Linked DNA regions of Homo sapiens: region 1 is linked to region 2. The links are chromatin contacts, found by Hi-C or POLR2A ChIA-PET in ENCODE. All regions are on one chromosome and are shown on one strand. The core of a region is the stretch at or near the end of the contact, and the rest is flanking DNA. Distances in the headings are between cores, read along the strand shown.

Region 1 (2,930 bases), core at 104-2,603, 190 kb after region 2:
CTAAGACCGCTCCTACCCCCGCAAGGGAGAAAACAGCTCCCCTGCTATCTACATCAGCAGGCAGGTGCCAGAGTACAGTGACACCTCTGCAGAAAGCTGCGAGGGCACGGGCCACCTCAGAGCAAGCGGGAGGAGCCTGGTGAAGCTGAGAAATCATCCAAGCAGAGAGAACGATGGAGAGTATAGGGCCATCCTGACGGGCTGAGTCTCTAAGACTGAGGCTCAGGCAGGAACTGGAGACAACAACCACAGGCCTGTCTGGGGAAGGCCAGGCTCTCCCGAGGGTCCCCTCTGGGAAGAGAGACACAGGGTCCAAGCAGCACCCCAGAGCCAGTGGTGTGAGAACTGCTCAGGCTGAATGGATCAGCAGAGAACTCCACCTCTATCACTTCCCTGCACGAGTGCGTGGCCAGCCCACAGGAGCTCCTACAGACAGCGGGACCACTGGGGTGTTGGGCGGTGACTCCACGATGAACAACTACTGTGACGGGGTGGAGTGGAGGTGAGGAGGGTAACCCATGCTCTGGTTAAACCATGACGGGGTGGTGTGGAGGTGAGGAGGGTAACCCATGCTCTGGTTATACCATGACGGGGTGGTGTGGAGGTGAGGAGGGTAACCCATGTTCTGGTTATACCGTGACAGGGTGGTGTGGAGGTCAGGAGGGTAACCCATGCTCTGGTTATACTGTGACAGGGTGGTGTGGAGGTGTGGAGGGTAACCCATGCTCTGGTTAAACCATGACGGGGTGGTGTGGAGGTGAGGAGGGTAACCCATGTTCTGGTTATACCATGACGGGGTGGTATGGAGGTGAGGAGGGTAACCCATGTTCTGGTTATACCGTGACAGGGTGGTGTGGAGGTGAGGAGGGTAACCCATGCTCTTGTTATACCGTGACAGGGTGGTGTGGAGGTCAGGAGGGTAACCCATGCTCTGGTTATACTGTGACAGGGTGGTGTGGAGGTGTGGAGGGTAACCCATGTTCTGGTTCAGACCTGTTCTAGTCACTGGAAGACTGGAGTGGAGGACAGCACCCGCCTACCAATTAATCAATATGTGGTCAAGACTATTAAAAACAAGAGACTGGCTTTGTGGAATGAAAATGAGCAAACTGCTTTATTTCTTATAAAACGCTGTCAACTGAAGCCAGTCACATGGGTGCTTCCACTACTGCTTGAAAATCCGCCAGTAGGCAAGAAAGGGATTGCTCTCTCGGAAAACTATTTGATGTTAGACCTTATGATAAGTGTAGGTTTCAAAAAAGAAAAGACTCCAAACATGTAAGAACAAAACTGCAACAGTGGCCACAGACGCAGTGAAAGCAGTTTGCTGCAAGCAGCTGCCAACAGGGTGTGAGCAGAGCTGGGACTGCCCCCATCAGGCTACTCGGCCATGACGCTGGTCTGACTGCGGGGTGGAGACCACAGGGCCTGTGGCCTGAGCCTGGGTCTCCTGGTGATAGCCGATCCGGGGGCAACCTCCTGTTCTTTCCCTGCTGGCGGGAGTGTCAGCTGGCCCCGTAACACTGAGCACCTAGGACTCTATTTCTAGGTCTACAACACCCATAGAGAGGAAACCCCTAGCAGGAAGTTACCTGCCCCAACACAAGTGAGAAAGTACAGTTACATGGTTAATGCCTGCCCACCCGACCAGCCTGGACAGGGCCCTTTAAGGAAGAAGCAGGGAGCGCCCTCGATCTGCTACAGGGCTGGCATGCTTTTAGCCACCTTGGGATTGAGGAAACCTGACAACTCCCATTCTGGAAGGCACACATATTACTTTTGTAAACATAAAAAGCAATAAAGATGCTTTCCAACTTAATTTTTATTTGGGAAACAAAACTCCCCAAACAGAAAATTTCAACTATCTCCAAAATGGATTCATTTTCTGAATTAATATACTTGGTTTCTTAATTGTACCTCAAATTGAAAACTTCCCTTCTGACTATATGCCAAACCCAAAACCAAATGGAAAATCTCCAACAAAAATACCTACAGTGCCATCATCATTCATCTTCAAACATGATCCAAAGTCAGCCAGGCGGATATGACCATTCACGTCCAAAAGGACATTGTCAGGTTTAATGTCTCTGTTTGTAAAATAAACACACAAATTAACCATCTCCATGCAACACATTAGGTAGATCAAAGCCCTTAACTAGTGGTGATCAGATGAATAAATGCTAATATCCTCTTGTGAACAGCTGTCACCATCCAGTACAAATGCCTCTGTGTGACATTCAGCTGGCATGGTGGCAGCCGAAGTCGTATCACTGCCCCTCGTTTAGTCCCCAGTTACCCTGGCGAGGCCCTGTGACGATTCCTACTCGTCTGCCCACCCAGCTAACGAGCCCCTCCTGAGCATCTCCTTGGTGCCAGGCACTGCTCTCCAGCCCACCCACCTATGCACGTGACAACGCTGCCCCTGCCTTCATGAAGCCTGCACACGAGCTGAGGTCTTGCAAACACAAATAGGCACTGCTGTCTCAGGCAGGCTCACACGGTGCAAGCTCTGTGCTGAGTACCACGGAAAACAGGAATGGGACAAAGGGACAGAGGGACACGTGTGGAGGAAGCTGGCTGGGGGCTGCCACACAAAGAGACGGCAGTGGCCAGACGAGGTCCAGGAGGCAGGTGGCGATCTGGGGGAAGACTGCTGCAAACCGCCCCATACCCCCAAAACTGCACTTTATAGATGAAGACATGGAAGCTGAGCCAACTGCCCACAGTTACAGAGCAGCACGTGCTGGAGCAGGAACATAAACACAGGTCTGTCCCACTAACGCCTGTTTCTAAACTACTTTCTGTGCGCTCTCAAACACATGTGCGGGTGCAGGGCACCTCAGAGCATGAATGCTTTTTTCTGGCACAATAAGCTTACATGACTCAACAGTATGAATGCAAACAAACTTTAAAAACAAAGACAGACATTC
Region 2 (2,936 bases), core at 64-2,563:
GCAAAGGTGAGCAGATTGCTTGAGTTCAGGAGTTTGAGACCAGCCTGGGCTTTATGGAGACCTCATCTCTATAAAACAAATATAAAAACTAGCCAGGTGTGGTGGCGTGTGCCATTAGTTCCAGCTCCTCAGGAGGCTGAGGTAGGAGGACAGCTTGAATCTGGGAGGCAGAGGTTGTGGTGAGCTGAGATCGCACCACTGCACTCCAGTCTGGGCGACAGAGCGAGACCCTGTCTCAAAAACAAAATTTTTTTTGTAGAGATGGGGCCTCTATGTTGCCCAGGCTGGTCTCAAATTCCTAGGTTCAGGTGATCCTCCTGATTCGGCCTCCCAAATGGCCGGGATTATAGGCATGACCACTGTACCCGGCCTCAGCAGACCTTTGTAAAGCACTTCATGGGTGCCAGTCCTGCTGTTACAGTGCTAGGTAAATGCATAAAAATGCTCCATGAGGCATTCTGTGTTCTCAGGAAATTCAGACTGCCAGTTTCAGTCTGGAACGTGACACTTTATGAAGGAGGCAATAGAACAAAAAAAGGACAAATTACAGGATTAGTAATTATCAAAAGCTAATACCGAGGTCAGAATAGGACTCTTGTTCAGTTTACATGAGGAATTTAACCAAATGAGCTTCTGCAGAGAACCAGCATTAGGGTGGTGACCAGGCTGGGGTACATACATGTCATATCAGAAGTGACCTGAGACTGGGTGTGAGAAGCAGTGGCTGATTTGGACTACTGAAAGCAGAATTAAGAGTCTGGTGGCATTGGGGGGAGATTAGTGCTGTGGAAGTCCTGCTCAGAGTCTTTCTCATGATGGGTACATTTGGGAGGAGCTTAGCAGACATCAGAGGACCTGCAGAGAGTTGACACAGCGGGAGGAACCAGCTGCACTACCACTCATGTTCTTTTCCATCTTAGCATCTCGTGAGCATAATTCAGAATACACAGTTTGATTAAGTATGTGCAGATTCCATTCAGTTCATGAATTCATTCCCACAGTGTAGCCTAGCCCAAGTGTTAGCACTTCTTTACTTGTTTTTGTTGTTGTTGTTGTTTGTTTTTTTGAGACGGAGTTTCACTCTGTCGCCCAGGCTGGAGTGCAATGGTGCGATCTCTGCTCGCTGCAACCTCCGTCTCCCAGATTCAGGCAGTTCTTCTGCCCCAGCCTCCTGTGTAGCTGGGACTACAGGCACATGCCACCATACCTGGCTAATTTTTGTATTTTTAGTAGAGATGGGGTTTCACCATGTTGGTCAGGCTGGTCTTGAACTCTTGCCCTCAAAGGACCTGCGTGCCTTGGCATCTCAAGTGCTGGAATTACAGGCTGAGCCACTGCTCTTGGCCAAGCACTTCTTTTCTCATAGTCTTCTGCTAAGTATTTCCTTCTGTCAGCTGCCAGGCAGCAATAGTTTTCACATTTGTTTGTGGTTGTCCTCTAGAACTTGGCCTTTAGTGTGGTATGTGTAGGATTTTGTTGATTCCAAGGGAGGGTGAAAAATGCTGTGATCCCCAGAACCTGGGATGGCTGGGGTATGTTGTCTCTGAGGAATTTAATAACATTTTGTGGTCATTGCTGGAATCTTCCTAGACTCCTTTGATGGAAAGTAGGGACTCCAAGGGGAACTCCTGACTGGGCTTGCGGGCTGCCTTCTCAGAGCCCTACTTTATTAGTGATTTATTTCTCTTAATGGGCTATTAGAAATGACCACAAAAACTGAGGCCCCCACCCATACAATTTCTATCAGTTAAGACCCTGGAAATTCAGATTTAGAGGGAATTTTTAAAGAACTCCTGGGAGTGCTGATGCCCTGCTGGACTGGGAGCCTCTGGTCCAGTGGAAGCAGCACATTCCCTCCAGGAGCCCCAGTGCTTTAGGAATGCAGTTTCCCAGGCCCTGCCTCAGACCTGCCGACTCACAGTCAGCTCTCAGAGAGGCTGTTAGGTGATCATTGCGTTCATTTAAGTGTGAGAAGCACCGTGCAGGCTTTGGGTGAGAGAGTCGGGGTTCATACCTTGCCTCTCTTCTTTCCCAGCTGCATGAACTTGACCAAGTTATTTGGCCTTTCTGAACCAGGACCGTAGCACATAAAGTGAGTGCGATGGTGCAGGCCCCAGTTCCTCAGCCACAGTGCTGAAACCCCAGAGCCTCTGAAAATGGAATGTTTTTTCATAGATTTGGTGCCACTTGGCCTGAACTTATGTGAGGCTATTTATAATCTCTATTCCACTTAATATGAATATTTCATTATTTTACCACAGATGGTTAATTAACATGTTTCCTGTTCTTTTCCTTTTTTTTTTTTTTTTTTTTGAGAAGACTCTTGCTCTGTTGCCCAGGCTAGAATCAGTGGTGTGATCAAAGCTCTCTGCAGCCTTGAACTTCTGATCTCAAGAGATCTTCCCACCTCAGCCTCTCAAGTAGCGAGGACTACAGGCTTGTGCCGCCACACCCAGCTGATTTTTTAATTTAAATTTTGTAAAGAAAGGGTTCTGGCCGGGCGCGGTGGCTCACACCTGTAATCCCAGCACTTTGGGAGGCCAAGGCGGGCGGATCACGAGGTCAGGAGATCGAGACCACGGTGAAACCCCGTCTCTACTAAAAATACAAAAAATTAGCCGGGCGCAGTGGCGGGCGCCTGTAGTCCCAGCTACTCGGGAGGCTGAGGCAGGAGAATGGCGTAAACCCGGAAGGCGGAGCTTGCAGTGAGCGGAGATCGCGCCACGGCACTCCCGCCTGGGCGACAGAACGAGACTCCGTGTCTTCTCACTTTGTTACCTAGGCTAGTCTCAGACTCCTAGACTCAAGTGATCCTCCCACCTCGGCCTCCCAAAGTGCTGGGATTACAGTCAAGAGCCACCACACCCGGTGAATTAATGTGTTTTCTTATGGTTACTGCCTCAGACTTCCCTGGAGTGTTATATAATATATAATAT

What was found. A loop is a pair of places that touch in the nucleus more often than their neighbours do. ChIA-PET counts read pairs that join two places held with the same protein, here RNA polymerase II (POLR2A). Pooled maps may share reads with other maps.
Region 1: a pooled map shows a loop between it and region 2 (4-fold over the local background). The contact joins two enhancer-like sites. A Hi-C loop is called at or near these places in 2 of 50 pooled maps. POLR2A ChIA-PET finds 5 or more read pairs at or near these places in 3 of 52 experiments (A549, H1 and activated T-cell).

What each region holds. Positions count from the first base shown.
Region 1 is chr14:102,984,494-102,987,423 of GRCh38, forward strand. CDC42BPB (CDC42 binding protein kinase beta) reads right to left here. Exons shown (of 37, transcript NM_006035.4): 6 at 1,994-2,087. Among named protein-coding and RNA genes, the nearest start is that of AMN, 63 kb to the left of the region's middle. RefSeq lists enhancers at 1,949-2,583, 2,584-2,930. Within about 2 kb of position 1,354, at least 2 of the 41 ENCODE cell types and tissues checked have a DNase peak (open chromatin) inside an H3K27ac peak, as active enhancers do.
Region 2 is chr14:102,798,403-102,801,338 of GRCh38, forward strand. All of the region lies in intron 1 of TRAF3 (TNF receptor associated factor 3), which reads left to right. Among named protein-coding and RNA genes, the nearest start is that of TRAF3, 22 kb to the left of the region's middle. RefSeq lists an enhancer at 416-465. Within about 2 kb of position 1,314, at least 2 of the 41 ENCODE cell types and tissues checked have a DNase peak (open chromatin) inside an H3K27ac peak, as active enhancers do.